3 separate regions of the Mus musculus genome follow, and all the other regions are linked to region 1. The links are chromatin loops, found by intact Hi-C in ENCODE. Cell type or tissue: heart. All regions are shown on one strand.

The links. A loop is a pair of places that touch in the nucleus more often than their neighbours do. Peaks named below come from ENCODE experiments on the same cell type or tissue, not always from the same donor. Only the 100,000 strongest peaks of a DNase experiment are listed, where the experiment ranks them.
Region 2: a loop joins it to region 1, with 2.4 times the contacts of the local background. A loop is called at or near these places in 23 of 42 quality-filtered maps.
Region 3: it touches region 1 in a loop (7-fold over the local background); 2 of 42 quality-filtered maps call a loop at or near these places.

The regions. Positions count from the first base shown.
Region 1 is chr15:94,586,183-94,594,182 of GRCm38, reverse strand. Twf1 (twinfilin actin binding protein 1) reads left to right here and starts at 4,359. Exons shown (of 9, transcript NM_008971.4): 1 at 4,359-4,431; 2 at 5,878-5,955; 3 at 7,647-7,825. The coding sequence starts at 4,407. In heart, a CTCF peak has its summit at 4,368; DNase peaks (open chromatin) are centred at 2,652 and 4,302; H3K4me3 peaks cover 1,981 bases; H3K27ac peaks cover 1,511 bases.
Region 2 is chr15:94,540,541-94,548,540 of GRCm38, reverse strand. It overlaps Pus7l (pseudouridylate synthase 7-like), which reads left to right and starts at 5,034. Exons shown (of 9, transcript NM_172437.3): 1 at 5,034-5,081; 2 at 7,567-8,000. The coding sequence starts at 7,579. Irak4 (interleukin-1 receptor-associated kinase 4) reads right to left here and starts at 4,881. Exons shown (of 12, transcript NM_029926.5): 1 at 4,715-4,881; 2 at 538-705. The coding sequence starts at 698. In heart, a CTCF peak has its summit at 4,843; a DNase peak (open chromatin) is centred at 4,940; H3K4me3 peaks cover 1,720 bases; H3K27ac peaks cover 1,193 bases.
Region 3 is chr15:96,472,812-96,480,811 of GRCm38, reverse strand. No RefSeq gene overlaps it. Among named protein-coding and RNA genes, the nearest start is that of Scaf11, 16 kb to the right of the region's middle. In heart, CTCF peaks have their summits at 2,971 (motif pointing right) and 4,244 (motif pointing left); DNase peaks (open chromatin) are centred at 4,241, 5,081 and 6,011.

The DNA.
Region 1 (8,000 bases):
TTCAATGGCTGTTTTGAAGATTGCAGAACCTGACTGGGATAAACATATCTCATTTCTCTTAAGTGTTTATGATCGCTTGATATCTATTGTGGGCCATTAGGAGTTATAGTTACACACAAATGATAAAAGTTACTTAATGTTTGATCTTCATTTTATGGCTTAGTGAGTTATTTTTATTATTCAATGCTTTATGAGTCTAGCTGTGTTATATAAGACACAGTAACAGTGTGGATTTATGAACACATTAAGGAATCAGCCTTGGATAATTGTTCTCGTTGATTAGGAATTCTATTTCAATTGCTTTAGTTATTTACTTATTCATTAAACAAGGTCTCCTGTAGCTGAAGCTGGCCTGGAGCTCACTATGTAGCTGGGTGGACCTTGAACTTTGGATCCTTCTGCCTCCACCTCCTGAATGCTGGGGTTTCAGATGTTTGCCACCAACTCCAGTGAGCCCTGGGGGATTTAACCCAAGGCTTCTACATGCACAGCAAGCACTCTGCAAACTCAGCTACATCAACATCCTGTTGGTTCTATGTTCTGATTTTGAAACATACTTGAAGTGGAAATGTCTGGTTTCTTTGGAAACTCCAAGCCTACACATACTATATAATAATATATTGTACAGGACCTGATGCTGTTATACACACACATATATGTATATATATACATATATATATATATATATATATACATATATGTGTATATACATATACATATATATATATATACACACATATGTGTATATACATATATATATATACCAATAGGTCAACAGACAAATATGACATGTATACATACATATATGGTAATATTTATATACATGACATACATATGTGTGTGTGTATGGCATATACACACCAATTGGTCAACAGACAAATATGACATATACATTTTTATGTGTGTATATGTATATACACACATATACATATATATTATACATATGGATCTTTTGCTTTTTTATGCTTTTAAAATTGAAGTGGAGGTTTGTTTGTTTGTGTTTTGAAGAAAGTCTAATTTCTGACATTTGGAAACCAGACCTGTTATCCTGAGCCTGAAGTCCCACTGGGGCATCAGTGAGCCAGAGCTGAACAGTAGATACCTCTTTTAAATAGAGCAGACCTGCACACATTTGGGTTTGTGACTTTAAATGCTTAGTTCTAACTACCAGCTATACCAGATCCTAAGTCTGTCTTCCAAGGGTGAGATCCCTCTCTGCTTTCATGGCCTTCCTGCTTTTGTGGCCTGGGGAAAGCAGCAGTCTGGCCCAGGCACCTTTGCACACACCTTTTCCTAGGAATTTGAAACTCGGCTTAAAGAAGCAATTTATTCTTTTTTACAACTAAATTACTTCCCAAGGATGTTTCAGTCTAAACAGTAAAAGTGTTTTGAAATAGACTTAGAAGGAAGTTCAAGGAACATCTTATTAGAGTTTGAGAGAAGAATAACAGGGCATGCGAGTTGTAAATTTCAGCCATTGCCAAGACAGACAAGAAAAAGGAGAGCTATGGTTTTTGAGTCACAGTTATGTCCACAAGCAGCTTCAGGAGGGGGGAGGTCTGGGGGACAGATGGCTAACTCTCCATCGTTCACCTGACCCACAGACACTGAAAGGAAAAAGAAGAGAGCCTGGAAGCTTTCTGCCTTTGAGCCTTGCTTAAATGTAAAGTGGAGGAAAGGAAAGTGGCCATTAGTGGGAAATGACAACCATAGAGTTGTCTTCTTGTAGGAGAGAGGCACTCACTGTGAGTTTATGGCTTCCTGATTCTCCTTGCACACAAGGTTGCAATGCAGGCTTTTGAGCATCTGTTCCTCCTTTCCACACAAGGAGGGTGTCCTTTTGTCAACACTTCTCCGTCTCCACTCTCCCTGAACAGTCCTGCAGGCAATCAGGCTCATCGGACACATTTGTAAGGTTCTGAGAAGAACAAATGTTCCCAGTCTAGCCTGATGTCACTGGACTCAACTGTGAGCCTCCAAATAATTTGGTAAATGTGCTTGTTAATGTTGCAATGTTTCATGATATTAAAAAACAAATGTGGGATTTTTTTTTTTTTTTTTTTTTTTTTTTTTTGAGAATGGGGAAGGGTAATAGAAGCTGAAAAGCCTAAGAGGTTCAAGAAAGAGAAGTCTCACAATTGTCTCTCCTTAGGATTAAAAATACTATGAGAGGCCTCAGGGGGTAGTGCATGCTTTAATTCCAGCACTCTGGAGACAGAGAGACAGAAGGAACTCTGTGAGTTCCAGGGCCAGACTGGTCTACAGAGCAAGCTCCAGGTCAGCCAGGACTACGCTGAGAAACCCTGTCTCAGTAACACAACAACAACATATAAAGAGGAGGCGATATCAGGACTCTGTTGAGGTCTCCGACCCTTGTAAATTTTACATAAACGACCGAGTCTGCAGAAAGAAAAGGCAAGGACTTGCTGGGGGATGACATGCAGGAACCAAACCTAATTGGGCTTTCTTCTTCTCAGGCTAAACACACAATGGTCCTTTCTAAGCATGGATATAGGAAAAAAAAATTTTTAAGTGTCATCAGTATTTTTTTTTAAGTAGTGTCAGCTTCTGTAATCAACAGGACATGAATCAGCTAAAAACCCTGCAAGCAAACCCTACAATTTTCCCCTTGTGCAACAACAGTTCAGTTAAAACTGGTAAATCAGGCTGGACCATTACGCCGCTGGGAAGACCGTGTTGGAATGGAACACCTCCCAAGGAAGTCCCCAAACCCAGATTTTATGGGGCTAATCCATGGTGTGAAGATCTGTTAAAGGAACCGAGTTGAGATCACAAGCACCAGCACACAGCATTTTTTTTTCCCTTATGGTCTCCACAAAGAAAAGCAGTTGCAGGCCTATTTAGTGGCTTATTTAAAATGCTTTATACTCGAAGAGGGACTCCATACCTTGTCATTATGTCATTTGCCTGAATCGAGTTTGAATATAAAAAAATAAATATATTTATTAGTCCAAGGCTTTAAAATCTAGAGCTAGAGTTCTACTTAGAAAACATACATAAAAATAAACAATAGAATAAACTTTCACAGGGGAATGCATGCCGATAAAAGTGTACAGTGAGAAAGAACGGTAACTCCTGTCTGCTGTTTCCATACAAATGTATTGCATCCAGGTAACTACGAACACACATTTGACTTGAAGCAATCAAAGGCTAACCTAAAGCAAAGCTCTGTTAATGGTTTCCAAGGGTAGAGCTGACCACAGAGAGATATTCAGGTCAGCTCAATGGCTCAGTGGTTTCACACTCAGTTCTTTGGGGGAACCAGAGAAAGGACAATGAGGTCTCTTAAAGTGCTATGAGCTGAAATTTCCAGAAAAAAAAAAAAGCCACCCCAAACCTGTTCAAGACTCAAAAAGGTTGCCTAGCTGATTAGAAGTGCCTGATTGTGTAGGACTGTGGTGTAGGTCCTAAGCTGAATTATCTTGGGCCATCCCAGTTACTAGCCACTTCTGAGTCCATCCTTGGAAATGTACAGACCACTTAGCTTCTCCCATTGAAAGGTTAAAGATGCCCTCTTCAGATAATATCTGAACCAGTAGCAGAAATTTCGCCACTTTGGGTATAGCCCCATGTCCCCACCAAATATATTTTAAAGATGATTTGTGATTTTCTTTTGTTCTGGTACTAAAAAAAAAATTCATAAGTCTGTTACCAAGTTGAAACATGATATTTGGGATGGGGTGTCACCTGAATTAGTGCCTCCTCCCCGCCTGATAGGGCACATATTTGATTTCAGAATAGACTTTTTTTTCTCTTTTTTGAGGTGAGAACAGTGGTTTTGTGTGATAGTGACCAATTGAAAAGTGAACAGCTTGAGATTCAAATCACGGGGAAAATAATGGAGAACTCTACAGTCTCTTATTTTAAAGTGGGCCAGGAGTGGTCTTGAGCCCCATCTTGCTTTGCAAATGTTTAACTGTTTTATCTTTCGCCTTAAAATGGTCTTTTCTTTACAGCAAAGGATATGTCTTTCATGTAGAAAGCGTTTGTTTCGGAAAATGGCCATTTTTCCCTCTAAAGCATTTTGATGAGGTGTGTCGCTGCGGCGTGTGATAGACACACAGCCCACTGCCAGAAGGTGCATCCTGGACAGAAACAGCAGCGGGGGGGGGGGGGGGGGGGGCAAGGGGGGGTGATTGCCGGGAAAGGGCATGGCCAATGGCTTAAGGGGCGGGGCTTGTGACGACAATGAAAGTAGCCAGTGAAAGAACAGGGGGCGGGATCCTAGGCGGGGTCTATGTCGCGCTGGAGAGCGGGGCTGGTGCTGGGGGCGGGGCTGAGAGTCGCGGGCCGATGACGCACAGGCGGAGCCGCTACTTCCTGGATCCGCCGGCCGGGGCCGCTACCGCACCCTGCGCCGGAGCCGGGAGCCTGGGGCCGCCGCCATGTCCCACCAGACAGGCATCCAAGGTAACGGCGCCACGGGGCAGGGGCTCCCGGGAGGCTGCGGGCCGGAACGCTGGAGGCGCGCACGGCATTGGAGCTGCTCTGGGTGCGACGGCCCCGACTGTGTCCCTCGCGGCCCTCCCCGGCGGCCGCCACGTAACAGGCCGGTGGTGGCTGCCAGAGAACCGAGGATGTGAGGATGTCCCGGGCGACCCCGCTGCATCCCGGCCCCCGTGCCGAGAGCAGGAAGACCGAAGCTGGCTGGGCTCCTGCCGCCGGCCAGCCGAGCGACTTTTTCCTCGGGACCCGCCAAAGGAGATTGCTCCAGCACTCAGATCGTTTGAAAACCAAACAGCTCCCACCGCTGTAGGCTGCCTCCCGAACTCCCCGGATTTTTCTCTCAGAACGCGGGTGTGCCTTCCTTCCGGAGAAATCCCGAGTAGGGAGTGTTTTTCCATCTTTGGATGCTTGCACCCCAGGCAGCTGCAAAGTCTGATCTGTGTAGCTGCACCTCATGAACCCCGTGGAGACAGTCGAATGTGCAGTTTACTTGTGTATCTTACTCGCCGTTTATTATTTCCTGGTTGGAAAATAGGCAACTTGGACGTACTCAACCTCCTACGGAATCAAATAATATATCCCGGGGTTATTTAACGAGTTCTAATATAAACTAGAGCACTTCCCGTAATAGTTAACCGAGCCTTTCCCCCGGGTGACCACTTAATAACTTGTTTTGTGTTTTAAGGGTTTTTGACACTACCACTTAATTCTGTGCACATGCAGGCAAAAATAGTCTCCGATCTAACAACACTTAATCTCCCCCGTGTTACTTATGACATTTAAATATATCAAAATTATTGTTTAATGTTTGAGCCTTTTATATAACAAGACATAAATATTAGTCTTGCTTGGCAATCAACAACACAAGACCGAATTTGAAGCAATGATGACTACACAAGGGATAGGTTATTAAATGTTTATTTCCTGGGTGGCTTCTATAACTTTTTACAAAGAGATGCAAGAAAAATGTAAGATCTAGTGTATTTTACAGGTTTTTTCTTTAATCAGTATATGAGATTTGATCCTGTTGTTCTTGATGGACAGATACAGGACATGATTTGATGAAGGAGCACACATCACAAACTTAAAATTGGACTATTAGAAGCAACTTGTTAACATTTTCAAACATGGAGCAATTTGTCTGTTACTGGGTTTGACTGAAAGCATTCACCCTAGTGTTACTTCTGCTACTGAGTTCTGTGGCTAAAATGTTGAAGTTCCTGTACTTCTAAATGCTAGTATTTAGTTTTTGCTCCTCGCCAAGGCCGGTATTTTATGCTTCTGTTTTATAGTAACAATAAGAAGGGCCTGTATGCTCCACATGTTTCTTTAATTTATGTTTTCTTTAGGTGAATACAAACTAAACTACTTCTAGGTTTAAACACTTTTTCCCTTTATCATTTTCCACAGCAAGCGAAGATGTCAAAGAGATCTTTGCCCGAGCCAGAAACGGGAAATACAGACTTCTGAAAATATCTATCGAAAATGGTTAGTTAACAGTTTTAAGATACTCTGTGCCCCTGGAGGGTTAGCTGTTACAGTTTCAGGTTTCCAAGCCTTATGAGTAATTTGAACTATTAATCAGCATGAAGCAAGTTCAGAGCTTGCCTTTCAGCCTGTTTTCCTTTTAAACTGGGGGCGGCCATTGCGGAGACAGCAGGTGCTTTCTGGTGTGGAGGCTTCACCTGTTGTGTGTTTTTCTGCAGCACAATCTATGTCTAATGTCAGTGCTTCTAGAATGAAAATCAGTAGCTGGGCATTTATTGAAAACAAAACTAATTATTTTGTGAGTTGTTCAATGAGCTGTGTTTTGAAGTAGAAACATTTGAGATACTTGTTTGTTTATTGCTTGATTGGATCATACAGAGATCCTTTCTTGTTTGCAAACGTTCTGAGAAAATGGCAAATTATAAATTGACTCCTTAATGTTAATTTTATGAACAGGGAAACTGGCTGAGTGGCTATATCTGATAGGAGATGGATTTGAAGAAACTGTTAATAACTCGATGTTGAAATGAATGTGCTGAAAATATTCTGTTGGCCTCAAATACCCTAAGACATTTTGTTTTGGAAAAATAACTTGTTTTTTTTCATAAACTGGAAATAAACTAAGTTTGTTTTCCATTTTCTGCTTATATATTTAACTGTGAAACTAGTTTAGGAAATCTTAAAGTCTGTAGGAACAAATGTATATACTTCAAAGCAGCTAAAATTGTGACGGTCAGTAAGCAAAATGGAAAGATAAAATGTATCTAATTCATACTTTAGGAAGAAAATTTCTATTTCTTAAATATTTTCCAATTGTTTTTTTAATCTTGAGAAAATTGTTAAACTAGTAAGTTTCAGAGAATGGAAACATAAATACCCACCTCTTAACTTAATGACCTAGTACTTTATAGTTTGTTCCAGACCTTGTTAACTGTTACTGTCTCTCTAATGAAGGACAGCTTTGACAGCTGTACTTTTCTTTTCGTGGAGCATCTACAGTTGGAAAGATAGATAGAGACACACACACACACATATATAAAATCCATCATCTTTAGCACATAATGCTGTTTTTAAGTTCATATAAAGTGCATATTGTTATATTCTTGATCTTTATTTCTGGGATTTCTGGTGGATTTGTGTTGCTAGCATATGATGACTTTAAAACACAAACAGTATTTTTATGTGACTGTACCACGGCGTGTTCTCTTACGGGGAAGGTGGAAGCTGTCGTGGGTTTGCCCTGTTGCTGTGTCGTGCTGAAGTGCATGTCTGTCTGTGGGGACAGACAGCTGCCTGGGAAAACACCCTTCATAATCTTACATAGTTCTACAAGACAGCACTTGAAGCGTGTGGCGACTCGCAGTTGTAGTTTGTGTTCAGGCAACAGTTAAACCGAGTAGTGTTGTTAGTAGGAGCTGAAGCTTGCTTTGTAGTTCTTTATAATTTAATAATTAATTTCAAGAATTACAGTTTTGAGTCATAAATGAAGTTGTATATATGGTATAAAATTTTATATCTCTATATGTGATCATTTTCAACATTTTAACAAATAGAACTCTGCTTGACCTCTACTTGAACATTTAACTGCACTGTTACTATAGGAGTTGAGACCTACGTCACTCTTCTTGTCTTCATTAGTTTAGCGTCCGATACGACACTGCATTCATCTGTTTCAAATTCTCCTTTCATAGAGCAACTGGTGGTTGGCTCCTGTAGTCCACCTTCAGACTCCTGGGAACAGGACTACGACTCCTTTGTCTTGCCCCTGCTGGAGGACAAGCAGCCGTGCTATGTATTATTCAGGTTAGACTCTCAGAATGCCCAGGGATATGAATGGATATTCATTGCATGGTCTCCAGATCATTCTCATGTGAGTAATTTTTTTGTAGTTTTGGTTTGCTTGTTTGTTTGTTTGTTTGTTTGTTTGGCGTTAAATGCTAGGAAGAATTTTTTTTTAATGAAGTATTTTCAGGCTAAAGGAAGGGTTAGAAGCGGCAGTCTTTTCCCATAGAGGGATAATCTTTCCCCCCAAACACACAAACATC
Region 2 (8,000 bases), 46 kb after region 1:
GAATTAATTTTTTCGTTATGTGTAAGACAAAACTTGACGTTGCGTTTTACTGCAGAACAAAGTACAACATTAAAATCCGAACTTGTGTTTTCTGCTGAATCGAGGAGAGATGTAAGAGAGGCGACTACAGGAAGCTGTTAGAAAATCCTAGATCCAAGAATCCTGGGTGAGTAAGGACGCATGGGCACTCATCCTTACTCACACACTGCAAAGTGTAGACTCTAAAATCTCATTAGATTCTTACAATAGCTTTCTGTCTCTTCAGTTTGGACATGCAAAGCCGGAAGCAGCATAAACTGTTCTTGGCCCAACAAACTGAACTAGAACAAAGACGGGGAGCTGGATTCTAGCTCAGAAACACCTTTGCGGGCTCACACCTTTAGCTCAGACATGCTGGCAATTTTAGCAAAAATTCTATATACAAAACACTTACATATTACCAATAGCACCACCACGATTGAAAGGTTCACCTTCTAAACTGTCCCGTTAGATGGTAGTCACGCCCGCATCCTTTTTGTGATGGGGAGGAGGAGTTACCTTATATGGAACTGATTGTATCTGTCGTCGCCGGACGGCTTTTTGATAGCTACTGCTAATTTCTTCCACCCTTCTTGAGGATCAATAAAATCCGACAGCTTCCTAAGGATCCCCACATTAAGGTTGCGTATGTATGTCGATGGTGTCAACGGCTTGTTCATCTTCTACCTGAAATATGAAAGATTCCTATTACAACTTTACAACAAGTCAGCCGGGTGGTTGTGGCGCATGTCTTTAATGCCAGCACTGGGGAGGCAGGTGGGTCTTTGAGTTGTGAGTTCGAGGCCAGTCTGGTCTACAGAGTGAGTTCCAGGACAGCCAGGGCTACACAGAGAAACCCTGTCTTGAAACAACAAACAAACAAACAACAACAACAACGCTTTTACAACAGTTTCAGAGACAGCATCTAGAAGCTACCCATCATACACTGCTATACTGTATGAGATGCAGCATCCGACCATCTCATCACAGAGCAGCTTTCACTCCGACCCACCTCCTACTGAAAGGCATCTAAGCACCCTCCAGGATTCTCCTTTTCCTCCCCACAAACAGACATTGGAAAACTTTCATCCTGACACTGGGATATTTTTCCAAGTGAAATTTATAAAATGCAACGAGCCTGTTGGAAAGAGACCTGGGAGCGTGTTCAGGAGTCAAATCTATTAAATTAACAAGAGACCTACCTTTGAATTTATTTCTCTCGATCAGTACTCATTTACTATGAAAATGTTTTTAACGGTGTATTTATTTCATTTTATATGTATGAGTATTTTGTATGCATGTGTGTCCGTGCACTGTGTGCCTGTCTGGTGCCTGTAGAGGCAAAGGGGGGCCCCAGATCTTCTGGAGCTAGAGTTTATGATTTTGAGCCACTATGTGGGTGCTGGGAACTGAACCTGGATCCTCTGCTCACTACCAAGAGTGGTTAACCACCGAGGCGTCTCTGGAGCACCTACTAGTAAAGATTTTTACTCAGCAATCTTTGGTAAAAGTAAAAACAAACAAATAAATAAACAACAACAACAACAAAAAAACCCAAGCTAATTTATATAGCATTAAAAGACATGTCCTGCCCACCTACTTTTTATGAAGCATACGAGAAGAACTGGTTTGAGCCTGTGAGACCTGCATGATTTACTGTTAACTGTAAGGCAGTCAGTGGCCTCTCACTGTGGCTACCCCCTTGATAGTACCTTTATTCGCTCGATCCTCCTGGTTCCTGTTATTCCACTCTGGAGAGTTGCAGCTAAGAGTCACCTCCCCGTGCTCCTTGTACTGTGTACTGCCCAGACTGATGGGAACACGCCCTTCCACTGGGCCTCTGGGACCCACTTAACCTTTGACTTCTCTCTCCTGGTCTTAGGTGACCATTTCCCATGTTTATACCTCTCTCGGCACTTTCTCTGTCCCTTAGCCTCAGCAGACAATAATCTTTCCTTCCAACTGTTAATCAAGAGGACTAGACTCGTATTACTCTTTCAATGGTTTCTTTCTATACATTTTCATTTTCTAAAATACAATTAATCTTGGGTACGTGAGTCATATACCCAAATGGCACAGCATATAAAAGCTATAAGGCAGGAAAAAGAATGTTTGCATGCAGGCTTCTATGCTAGGACTCATGTCTCTCTGGCCTTCATTGACTGTCACACCTAAATAGGCTGACTTTCCCCAACCTAATAACCATTCACCACTATACAATGTATTTGTAGTCATGTGATTAGTTGCTTGTTTACCACCCTTCTCTGCCATTAGACTTTAAGCTCCGCAAGTTAAGGACCAAACTCATTTTATTCATTAATGTGACTTATACATTGTAGATACTGGTGTTGTATGGTATGGTTTGGATGTGAAACATCTCCCTAAAGCTCTTCTTTGGAAGGCTTTGTCACTATTATAGTAGTGTTGGGGGCGGAGACGGGGGAGAAGACGTCATGTTTGGATCATGAAGGCTTTCCTGTTATCTACCAATGTATTCATCCATGGATGGAGTCTTAACTTCATGGGGTATTGGGAATCAGTGGTAACTTTAGGAGGTGAGACCCACCTAGATGGAAAGGCTGATTAGGGGTATGCCTTGAAGGATGTGACCCTGTTCTCCCTCTCATCCCTTCTTCCTTCCCTCTTTCTCTCTACCCCTCTCTCCATAGCATGAGGTGAGCAGATTGGTCCCACTGTGTGCTCCCTGCCTCCTAATGCTCCCCTCAAGGCTGTACAGTTATCACCTCCTGACTTATGCTCTGGATCTCTTCTATCTGCTATGCTTTATTGTGGCTCCTGGGATAGATCATCCTTTGAGGCACCCTAAGGTCCCTTCTACATCGCTCATTTTGTCACCTTGAAGCAGTTGAATCAGTGAAACCCTAAGCACTGGAGAGCAGCCTAGATGACTTCGGGGGAAGACCATTGGGCCATCCATCAGCTTGGATGACCTCTGACCTCTGGGGGAGACCAATGGATCATCAGCTGGATGACCTCTGACCTCTTGGGGAGACCAATGGGCCATCCAGCCCAACCCTCTTTACCTTTCTAGACCTTGTTTCCAGGACTCAGAACTAAAGCAGCTGGGCTGACGCCATCTCTGTGTCCGTTAACCTCTCTGTCCCATCAGAGCTCAGAAAAACTTACACGTCAAAGCCGCTTAACACCTTTCGGGACCAGCTCAATTCCTTGGCTGCTACAGTGCTCTGAAAGACTAGACCTGACTGCTAGGGGTGACCTTTGTGCCCTCTCCTCTGTGAACAATGCTTGTGGATTGAGATGGGGCCCAAAGACACAGGGAACAGACCAAAAAAAAAAAAATGCAAAGTAAAACAAACAACAACAATAACAACAAAGTACAAAAAACAAAACAAAAAAAAAAAACAAAAAAACCCCACAAAAACAAAAAGCCCAGCAAGCTTCCTCCTATATAAGAATTTTTGGTTTCTTCCCACTCTGGCCCCTCCCCCTGGTCACTTCTTCCTTATACTTTTACGCAGTCTGAACTTCCCCCATACCCAAACAACCATGTTCTACACTAGCTGTCCCAATGCCTCTCACCCTACAGCAGCCCCGTTTGTTCCTGATGCATCTGCCAAAAGACCTTTGAGATGCCGAGAGATGTCCACAATTTCTAAACACTGACATACTTCAGTGGCCACTAAAACGCTTTGGGTATACTAAAATGTATAATGTCATCCATTCACCAAGACATGTCCTATCTGTGACAGATATTAATCCAGGTGCCTGAAAAATAAAACGTTAGGAAGAATAGGGAGAAAAGGGAGGCAAGAACACAGGGGAGTTTTATTCTAATGATGGAAGAAGGTAGCAAGCTGAGAATGCATTTGGCAGTCTGTTAAACGCTGCCTGCGGTGGTTTGAACAGGAGGGGATTCCATCGTCCCTCATTTGAGTACTTGGTTCCCAGTTGGTGACTTGTCTCAGTTAGGGTTTCCATTGCTGTGAAGAGACACCATGACCAAGGCAATTCTTATAAAGGACAGCATTCAATTGGGGCTGGCTTACAGGCTCAGCGGTTCAGTCCGTTGTTGTCTGCAGTGCAGTCAACAGAAGTCTGTGCTACTGTAGAGTGCGAATTCATCTCCTAAGTTGTTTTGTTTGTTTGTTTTTTGTTTGTTTCTGTTTGAACAGGGAACACAACAAAGACAAGACTGGGAGGCCCAAGTTTGGCCGGAGTGATCAGATCAGTCTTGAAACATGTAGGAAGCAAAAATGTTTAGCATGAAAATAGGAGAATTAAAAAAAAAAACCCTGAGCTCTTTGGCATACATCTTGAAGAATTACTCCCAGAAACGGAAAAATCGATTTTTTTTTTTTTTTAAATTTCCTGCTTTGGGGCCACTGTGTCCATTCCGAAAGCTAATGGTGCTTTCTTGCTCTCTTGGGAATGCTTTTCCTGCCCCTCTCTTGCTTCCAATCTGTCTTGCGCTTACCTCTCCCTCTACCTGTTGGACTGTCTGACTACAGCTAGCTTCCTATGCTCCCCATAGCGAGCAAGCGAGACACTCCGGCGGCAGAGCAGCGCACAGAGGCTGCGGGGCTCCCCAAGCCTCCTCTGCCCGAGTGCGCCCATTTCCTGGTTCTGGAGCGAAGCGACTGATCACCAACCCGGCCCGGGACAGAGGACAGCGGAGAGATCGTGGCTTGAGATCAGCCTTCCTCATACAACCTACTTCCTCTCGGACGTCCCTCGCTTCCTGGACAAGGCGATCGGCGTCCCGCCACGGTCCGGCGAGGACTCGGGGGTGGAGGACGCAGGACCACCAGGCGACTTCAGACTGCCTGCGATCGGGATGCTGCGGGTCACCGGGGCATCATATCCCCCTGTGGGACAGGGAGGGCAGGTCAGCTAAGGGTGAGAGTATAGGGGCGGAGCCAATCCGGAAGGCCACGCCTTTCCCTCCCCGAGCTCCACCCAGGGAAGAGCTACACCAACCGGAGCCTGTCCCTTTAAATGTCCCTGTAAGAGGCTAGGCGGCGGAAAGGCTTCTGGGCATGCGCACTGTGTCACTCGGCGGACCACTTTCTCACGGAAGCGAGGTAGAGCTCACAGAGTCTATTAGGATGCCGGGTCACCGGTGGATCCAAGACTGCTGGACCGGGGAGGGAGGCGTGGTGGCGGCGCCCAGGGAGCGGGGTGGGGTTGGGGTGGGAGTCCCTCTGCAGCCTCGGCTCGCCCCGCGGAGCGGAGGAGGAGCTCTTGCCACCCTCGCCCCCACGTGCCCTGTCTGCCCGCCTCTTGACTAGCTGCTTGACTGCCATGCCTTCGTGCTGCACTGTCCCCACGTGTAGCCTGGAAAGCCGTCCTATGGTCTTTCTTTTCCAACAATCCCTAGGGTTCCGAGGACCCCTGTGGACTTGGTCAGAGCTGACTGCTGATTTCCATCTGCCATTAGAAACAACTCCACGGGGGCAGATGCCAACCTTTGACAGGGTGTTCACTATCTTTCCTTGTCAGCATTACTTCAGCTGTATTCTCCCTATCCCCTCTGCTCTGTGTCAGGGCTTCCCCCTTCCCCCCCCCCCCCCCAGTGCCCGTCTTGATTGTACTTGCACGTGGTATTTCTACCCCGCTTCTGTCTCTTGAACTATTTCCAAAGTCAAGTAGCAGTTTATTATATACCATTCCTGATTATCATAGACAAAAGTTAACACTTCTTTCTTTCTTGTCACCATTAACGCTCTTACTGTGTTCTACTTGTATCTGTTCAACTAGTATCTACTGCAGACCTACTATGTCCTTGGTGCTGTTCTGAATATGGGCTAGTCAGAATTCTGGCTCATGTGGAACTGACACTTTAAGTTGAAGAAGATGGACAGTAAATAATGAACACATTAGCTAGTCATGCTATACAGGAAATTAAATCAGTTTTTTTCTTTGTGTGTGTGTGAAAGAAAAGAAAACAGGTTCCTAAAGCTTATAGATGAATCCTATAGATTAGATTATTGGTGGGTGAAAATGTCTGAGGATGTAGATGATCAATTACTTGTAAAGTCTGGGAAATACAAGAGCTAGGCAGTGAAGCTGCTCTCTCAGGGCTCCGTGTGTCGTGGAGAGAGTAGATTGTGTGAGGACTGTGATTCATTCCCTATAGAATTGGCCTTGGGCCGCTGCTCCAAGAAAACACCATGAGACTTTCTTTTCTTCTATGCCAGTGACTTGGTAGAAATTCCCTTTCATTAGCTTGAGATGTTTGTATCTTTCCTGTAGAGAATTTAGAACAAGATGAGGGACCAGGACTGACTTATCCGACCTTGAAGTGTACAGAGAAGTTCACGTAACTATTTATTATAGACTTTCCTTTCTTATCCTTCTTCGTGATCTAATTTCCAATGTATAAAAACACTACCACAGTCTCTGAAGTTTGCTCCAGGAGATTTTGAGGTTCTGAGGATGACAATCATTGTAACAACAGTCCTATTTTCTTCTCCCTTCTTTGTAGGTCTAATGATACTATTTTTCAGATAAACTTGAAATTGACCCATTTTATGTTTTTGTTTTTTTTTTAACTTTTGTTTGTTTGTTTTTCCAGGACAGGGTTTCTCTGTATAGCCCTGGCTTCTGGCTATCCCCTGGTCTGTAGACCAGGCTGCCCTTGAACTCTGCTTCCTGAGAGATGGAATTAAAGGTGTATATCACACCACCTGGCAAATATAAACATTTTGTCTGTTTTTGAGACGGTTTTTTTTGTTGTTGTTTTTTGTTTTTGTTTGTTTTGTTTTTTTCGAGACAGGGTTTCTTTGTGTAGCCCTGGCTGTCCTGGAACTCACTCTGTAGACCAGGCTGGCCTTGAACTCAGAAATCTGCCTGCCTCTGCCTCCTGAGTGCTGGGATTAAAGGCGTGCGCCACCACGCCCCGGCTTTTGAGACAGGTTTTTGACACAGGATTTCTCTGTGTAGCTGTGCATTTTGTTTCTTTTTGAGACAGTATTTCTATGTGTAGCCATGGCTGTCCTGGAACTTGCTTTGTAGACCAGGCTGGCCTCGAACTCACAAAGATCCACCTGCTTATGCTTCCCAAGGGCTGGCACTAAAAGTGTGCGCCTCCTGACAAGTTTAAACATTTTTAGTAGGCTTATTTATTTTATCATACGTGCTTTGTGTATATGTATCAATGAGCACCATGGGTGTGCCTGGGGGCTGGTGGGTGGTGGAGGTCAGAAAGGGACAATAGATGCCAGGACATGGAGTTAGGGATGCTTGTGAGCTGCCATGTGGGTGCTGGGGAACTGAACTTGTGGTCCTCTGCTAAGGCAACATTTCTCCAACCCCAAATTGACCCATCTTAATTCTGGATAATAGGAGCTTGGAGTGAATGGGAAATCAAGATACAAATTGCTACTTAGGTCACAAAATTGGCCTGTCAACTCTGCTTGCTGTAGGCAAGTCGAACCATAAAATAAGTTAGTGTCTTCTAGGGAGCATAGACTTGAGAGGGAGAGAACTGAGTGGATCTTGGAGACCGCTTTGATTCTTCTTATCTGCAAGCGTTTCTGGTAGCTGAGTGTGCGGTCTCTCTTGTAGGCACCGTGAAGGATGGCAGAGGACACAGATGGTGGCATCAGGTTTAACTCCTTGTGTTTCATCAACGATCACGTGGGCTTTCAGGGCAGCATAAAAACCTCACCCAGTGACTTCATTGTTATCGAGATCGATGAACAGGGACAGTTAGTCAGTAAGGCCACCGATGGATCTCTCTATGAAATTAGTAAAATACAATCTGAACCGAGCAATTCTGTCAAGAAGCCAAAGTTAAATATTCAGAATGTATCCTTAGAACATAAAAATAGTGAAGGAGCTGCTGACTTGCCCGGGTGCTCGGATGGTGACCGGAGCCATCAGTCTGACTCCGAGAAAGAAAACAGTGTCAACAGTGTGACTTCTAAATGTGAAGAAGAAAGTGTTGATTTATTACGTTCACTTTTAGATGAGAAAACTCACACATCGCTGGGTCAGTT
Region 3 (8,000 bases), 1.9 Mb before region 1:
TACACACCCATACACACATACACACGCAAACACACACATACACACACAACGCACACACAAACACACATACACACACATACACACACACATACACACACACATACACACACAAACACACACATACACATCCATACACACACATACACACTCACACATACACACCCATACACACATACACACAGATATACACATACTCATACACATACACACATACATACACACACATATACACACATACATACACACACTCATGCACATATACATACACACATATACACACACTCATACACATACACACACATATACACACTCGTACACATATACACATACACACATATACACACACACACACACACACACACACACACATAGTCAGTTTTAAAACGGACTCTCCCTATAATGAGGAGACAGTGCCTCTCCTAGACACCATATTTTTATCAAATAAAAACCCCAAGGCCAGGCATAGGGTAGCTCTTTTTGAGTTTTGATTAGAGAGGTACCACAGGCCCCCAGATTACAGGCTGTTGCCACTCTGTACTTTTATGGTCGGATCCCTAGTCCACTGTGTTGTATTAATGAGGATTTTGAATGTGGAGAGCAGAGTGGCCAAGCTTCAGTTGGAGTGTCACACAGTACCAGCAGGTCCTCCTCATCTGCAGACCCTCAGCCAGTTTTCACTGAGTTGTTTTGTGGCTGCTAGTGCTTAAGTCCAATCTGAATTATTTAAAGTCGCATGAGAGGTTGGCAAATGATTTGATTGTGTTCAAATCTAACTGCTATCTCACAAGGGAGTAATTTCATAGTTCTGTAAAAAACAAAACAAAACCCAATTGGTTTTGTCAGAGGTGATTTTTTTTTTATAGACACACTAGCTGTTTCAGATTACAATCCCCTTAACCCTTTAATATTTGTGTTCCCCGTGTCTCTGGCACTGTGGTGACACAGAAGTTAGATGACTGACTGTGGCTGTCCATCAACGTCAGTCTCCGTGTGTGAGAACAGCCGGAAGACTAAAGGTACCGTCACTGTCCCCCTGAATGTCATGTTAGAGGGTGTTTGCAAACTATGTCTTCATGGCCGCTAGCGTCTGGATGTACGGTTTTCTCTGGAAGCTGCCCCGAGTTGACACTGAACTTGTCTGTTGCTTTGGTTCTGAGTAATAATGCACCAGGCTTTGCTGCCCACAATGCTATGCCTCCTGGGCCACGTGGTCTCCAGTGCTGTAACTGTGGGGGTCTCCCGTCACCTGACCTCACTGTTGTAACTGTGGCTGCCTCCTGCCATTCGAGTTGCTGCTGCGGTTGCTATTCTGCTCTGTCTTCACAATTGTTCCCACCACGCAAGGTACAGGATGTCTACATTGTCTATTTATTTATTTGTTTGTTTGTTTGTTTATTTAGTCCTGGAGTTTATAGGTCCAGTCCTGGGAAACAATAAAGATCCCAAACTCTCTTTTACTTAGTTCCTTCGTCCCTCCCTCCTTCCTCCCTTCCCTCCCTTCCTCTGCCTTCTTCATTTACTTTCTCTCCCCAGGGCCAGGGCTTGAGGAAGCTGCACAGCTCCACAGGATCTGATACTCCTAGTCAGCTTTCTCCTGAGGAGCAGTTTTGGGGGTTTCTCAGGGACAACCCCAGTGGTCTCGTACCTCTCTAATGGTCCTTTGCCCTCTGCCCTCAGCCTTTGCTCCAGGGCATCACATGAACAGAAGCCATCATCTCTGCTGGCGACTCTTGGAAAACAGGTTCTTCAGTTTAACCTCAGGCCAGCTCCCTTACCCTATCCCCACACACGGCGGTTTAGTTTCTGTGTATACGAAGCATACATATCAGGGCTGCAGAGATGATGGCTCATGGTTGAGAGCACTGGCTGCTTTTCTTTTTCCAGAGGTCCTGAATTCAATTCCCAACACCCACGTGGTGGCTCACAACCTTCTATACCTGTAGTCTCATAGGATCCAACGCCCTTTTCTGATGTGCAGAGGCACGTACACACACAACATCCATATACATAACATGCACAAATAATCAACAAACCGTAAGAAGTGTGCACACTGCCTCGCCGTCTGTACCACCTGCTGTAGCTTCTTCTCTAAGCACCTCTCTCTCAACCTCGTTGCTTTAAGCTAATCCGGCCAAGGCTTTTTCACGTAGCACAAGGACTCCCCTGATTCCAGAGATGCCAATCAAGCTCTCCACACAGAGTCCTTTTTGCCTGGCGAAGGAAGGTCATCGGGAAGCGTGAGAGAAGGGCGCAGCACCTCAGGAACTCGTCTGCGCCGTGTGCCAGTCTCCTATACCAACTTTGAGACTGGAGTGACTGTATTAGAATATCCGGCTGGGGGTCTGACCCCTCACCTCAGATTGGACCGCTGTTACAGAATGTCACAGGCCGGATCTCTTATAAAGAACAGAAATTTAATTGGCTCGTGGCTCTGGAGGCTGGAAAGACCAAGATTCATGAACTAGCATTTGGCTGGGGTCTTCTTCCAGCTTTACCCCTGGTGAAGGGCAGAGAGCGAGTTAGAGAAGAGAAATAAATGTATTGGTGACCGAACCCTCCTCCACAAACCACGCCCCCACAAAAACCCACTCCCACTCAATAAGCCACGCCCATGATTGCGACTCAAGAGGGAGATCCCTCACAGCCTGATCACCTCTTCCGGGCCTACTTCTTAATACCGTACATTGACGATTCCATGTCAGCACGAGGGATGTGTGGGAGGAGCTTTGAGACCATAGCAGTTGGGCATCGAGTGCACACTGCATTGATTTTTAGCATTTAGGCCTCAGTCGAACTGAAAAATGCCTGTTCAGCATCCTGTCGCATCTGCGTGGCCACTCTTGCTTCACGCTCTCAATACATACACACTGGCATAGCTTTCCTTACCTCCATATTGTTTCCTCTGAATCACAATTTAAAAAAAAAAGATTTATTTATTATGTATACAGTGTTCTACCTGCATGCCAGAAGAGGGCACCAGATTTTATTACAGATGGTTATGAGCCACCATGTGGTTGGGGGGAAGTTGAACTCAGGCCCTCTGGAAGAGCAGTCAGTGGTCTTAACCGCTGAGCCATCTCTCCAGCTCCTGAAGTGGGTTTTTCAAACCTTTTTTTTTTTCTTAACACAATTTGAAAACGGTGCACCTTATTTATTCATTCATATATATTATTCACATACACACACATATATGTATGTGTATATATATATATATATATATATATATACACATACTTAGTGTATATTCATATATATATATATATATATATATATATATATATATATATATATATATATATATATATATATATATATATATATATGAATATACACTAAGTAGGGTCTCGTTATGTAGCTCTGACTATTCTGGAACTCACTAAGTAGACCAAGCTGGTCTTGAAATTGCAGAGAGATGCCTGTCTCTGTCTCCTGACTGCTGAAATTAAAAGCATACACTACAACATACCTGCTCAGTCATGGGTTTTTGTTTGTTTGGTTTGTTTTGTTTTACTTCAAGTCTAAAGGCATCATCTATGTGCCCTAAGTTATTTGAGAACTGCAACAAGATATTACCCTTTTCTGCACTCAAAAATTCTCCCGTCACACATGCGCATGTACATTTTCTTGGATTGCTATATGGCCTTAATAACCAATGTCAGCTTCCAGGCTATCACTCAACTTTATAAGACTGTTTTCACACGATGACGATTCTGCGTATTCGGGCATTTTCTTTTGTACTCCACATGTGTCCTCCTCACGTGCTCCATGGCTAAGCCTTAGCTGCCCGCTCACCCACCATTCCCTCCATGCCGTGCTGGGAAGGACAATTTTTCACCTCCCCTTGTTTCTAGACTTGCTCTCATCTGAGCATGCTCCCGACCGCTTTCTTGGAGACCCTACGCCTCTCCCTTAAAGCTTACTACTTACTGCTCAGTGCTCTTTGCCCCTTATCTCATAGAGTCAACTTGGGTTCCTGGAAGCAGAAAGTCTATTTGTTTCAGTTATCCATTAAGCAGTTTCTTCTCTGAACTCAAAAGTCCTGAGCCCCAAGCCTCACTCATTGTCCCTGACTGAAGTAGGGGGTCACTCCGCCATTATACTCCAAGGCTGCTTGTCCTACTCTGTGGCCAGTCAAATGAGGTTCCATGTAGTCTATTTCTTGCCAGGCTAAGGCTTCTCCAGGCTACAGAAGATGCTCTTTTTGGGTTTGCCAACCTCGTGCTCTGGCACCCTCTAGTGGCCATTGTCGGGCGTGCACGGTCACCCTAACCCGGACTGAGGCCAGTCTCCTTGAAAAGAGTACATAGGCTGGGGAAATCTGAGGGAAGCCATCCTCCATGCAGGCTGAGGACTTTCCAGTGAGGCGTTTCTGGGGTTCATCTATATGTAGGTGTAGTAACCCCTCATATACACTCTAAGTAATCCCAATAAATTCATTGGTTCTCCAGGGAAACTTTGTTGGAGTCGAACTTTGGTTCTCAGTGGAACCTTAAAAGAAGGCAGTAGCCATTGCTCAGTACTCTGAAACCTGAGAGAAAATTCTCCCAGTATCATCACACTTCCCACCTGAGACCAAACAGTAGAAATGTGAGACTCTGAAATGCCCTTCCCCTCGACCAGCTGTCTTAGTTTGGGTTTCTATCACTGTGAAGAGACATCATGACCACAGCAATTCTTACTAAGGAAAACATCTCATTGAGGCTGGTTAGAGTTCAGACATTACCATCGTGGCGGGAAGCATGGCAGAGTGCAGGCAGACATGGTGCTGGAGAGGTAGCTGAGAGTTCTATATCTTGATCTGCAGAGGCAATAAGTTAAGCGACTTCTCTACACAGGGCATGGCTTGCGCATCTGATACCTCAAAGCCTGCCTCCAGTGACACACTTCTTCCACAAAGACCACACCCACTCCAACGAAACCACACCTCTTAAAGTTGCCATTCCCTATGGGCCTGTGTGGGCCATTTCCTTTCAAACCACCACACCAGCCATCCACCCTGTAGGACAGGTTCTTGCCCCTTCCCCTCATGTATCTTGCTGAGAGTGCGTCTGGATTCTCACCACGCCTTCTTCCTCAGGCTTATATTTTAGGATTAAGAGGTGGCCATGGCGTGGTTGTTGGGCAATAGAAACCCAGACAGGAGAGCTGGGATGTCTTAACCACTGTGTATCACTCTCTTGAGCTGCATAGCAGAGCCCAGACGTCTCCGTTTGAGGAACTACAACAGGGAAGGTTCTGGTGAAAGTTATCGTAGATCAGAGAGTGAAAAATATGTACTATTTTGGGCTACACTGTAGAGACCCAATTCTACAGCAGAGGTATAAGGTGGGAGAGCCTGTGGTTTCTTTTTCTTTCTTTCTTTTTTTTTTTTTTTGTTTGTTTGTTTTTGTTTTTGTTTTTGTTTTGTTTTGTTTTTTCGAGACAGGGTTTCTCTGTGTAGCTCTGACTGTCCTGGAACTCACTCTGTAGACTAGGCTGGCCTCGGACTCAGAAATTTGCCTTCCTCTGCCTCCCAAGTGCTGGGATTAAAGGCGTGTGCCACCACACCCGGCTCCTAAACAGCATTTTTGTTTTGTTTTGTTTTGTTTTGTTGTTTTGTTTTGTTTTTGGTTTTTCGAGACAGAGTTTCTCTTTTAGCCCTGGCTGTCCTGGAACTCACTCTATAGACTAGGCTGGCCTCGAACTCAGAAATCCGCCTGCCTCTGCCTCCCAAGTGCTGGGATTAAAGGTGTGCGCCACCACCACCCAGTTGAGCCTGTGCGAGTGTCTGAGCCTCTGCCTGCACTAGCTATCTGAGAGAATAAGTATGCAGAAACCTCCAGAAGGGTGAGGTAGAAGAGAGAAAGAGAATGGTGTGGAGAAGGGCGTGGAGGGGGAAGAACGGCAACAAGGAGAAGAGCTAGGAAGCCGCGGGGAGAGAGACTGAGAAATCCAGAGGGGAAGGACGAGAGCTGAATGGCTTGTCAGCAAGCCATGCAAATGCCTTCGGGCATCGATGGTCGCAGCTGTTTCCTGTTTGTGTCCGGTTTGTTATTAATAGCGAACTCTCCAAACCTTGAGCCCTGTGCTCACTCCTCTCACCCAGTGGCCAGCAGCTCTTCTGAGCTACCAGAGCCCAGGTCCACAGAGACGGCCAGAGGGTCTTTCTCCTTCACCCACATCACTGAATGCACGCGCCTGAGTGAGAAGTAAGTTCCTCTTTAGAAATAGCTTTGTTTGGCACCATTTTAGTTTTTTAGAACATTTGCAAATCAGTACTGTCCCACACACGTTTGTCGCCAGCCTCCCTTTCGCTAACATTACACATTTGCATAGTGCACCTGGTTATAACTGGTGAACAAGTACTCATATGACTTCATAGTTAGTGTGAAGGCGCGTTTATAGTGTGATATATAAACCTATAATAGATTGTGTAACATATTATCTATATAACACCGGCGTGTAAGTGATATGTATGTTACATATTATATAATAGTTTAAAGCATAGGTATATATCAGATAGATTCTGTATGAGAGGAAACCTGTGATTCTTGGCCTTTCTCGGTGTAGTTTACTTCACTTAACATGGTCACATCCAATTCCGTCTGCTTCCTGCAAATGATATTAATTTCATTCCTCCTTGTGGCTGACTAAAACTCCATTGCGTGAACGGTCTCTTTCTCCGTTCGTCAGCTGACAGATGTGTCGGTTGGGCCGCATCTTGAGCTAGCCTGAGCAGTGCTGCGTTAACACCGGTGTGTCAGGGTCTCCGTGCTGTGGACCTAGACTGTGCCAGGGATTTCTGGGATTTGCCGTATCTCTCGACTGTGAGAGCGTGCTATATTCCATGCTGGTTTCTTGGGAGGGCCGTTCACTGCAGCTAGGAGACCTCTGAGACACTGGGACATCTGTACAAGTTGTGGGTAGTCCCTTTGCACGAGAAATGTGTATATTCTCCCCAATTCACCTAGTTATTCACCTTTTTATACTGGTGTGAACTCATGGACATTTGTTTTACACTTTGGGCTATCATTCAGTACTACGCTGTTTTGCTCCGCTGTTCCAGTTAGGACCTCTGCAACCTGCTGTTCCTTTACACATGTCACTGTGGTCTTTCCATCAGTAATGGAACCACAAAGTGCTGCCGGACCACTGCATGTGTCCCTGCCTCATCTTCAGAACCAGCCATTTCAACAAGGAACCCTAGTTCCTTCTATCAGAGAGTAAGATCTTAGGAACTACGATCTGCTGTCAGATTTTCTTCACCTCTCGGTCTTTTACATTGATTGGGCGAGGAAATAGCTGGGTGTGTTCCCACCTGCTCGCATGCACATACTTATGAATATTTCCACAGGCATCCGGCCTGTGTGACTTAGCCAAGATATGAGCTCACACAGGTGTGCCCACCTCTGCTCCTTGAACACAGTGGACCTTCCAGTCTTGCCTGCTTGCGGCTTCTACCTCCCTTTTCAACGGTCAGAAACCCACTCTCCAGGGCTCGGCATGCATTTACTTCATTCCAGGATAGATCTGAACCAATATGGGGGCTGTCCACATCCCAGCGTGAGAGGAAGTTACCCACACAATTACCCTGAGACTCACTCTTTACTCATTCCACAGTCAGGTCAACGCCTCCTTGCTCCCCACTTCCCAGATGTGCTATATTCTTCTCTCACAGCCTGCCTTCCATCATAGACCTTTCTTCTCTCCAAACCACCTGAAGTGAGTTTTAAGATTACGTCTTTTCAATTTTGAGGTTATAATCATTTCCCCTTCCCCTCTCTCCCTCCAAATCCCCACGTACCCCTCCTTGCTCAGTTTCAAGTCTATGGTCTCCCCCACCATTCATTGCTGTTATATACATCTATGTATGCCTACATACCTATGTATATATTCCTAAATATAACCCGATTAATCTGTATAAGGCTACTTGTGTGTATGTTTTCAAGGGTGACCACTTGATTTTGGATAACCAATTGGCTTGCTCTTCCCTGGTGTGATGGTGTGTATATGCTCAGCCC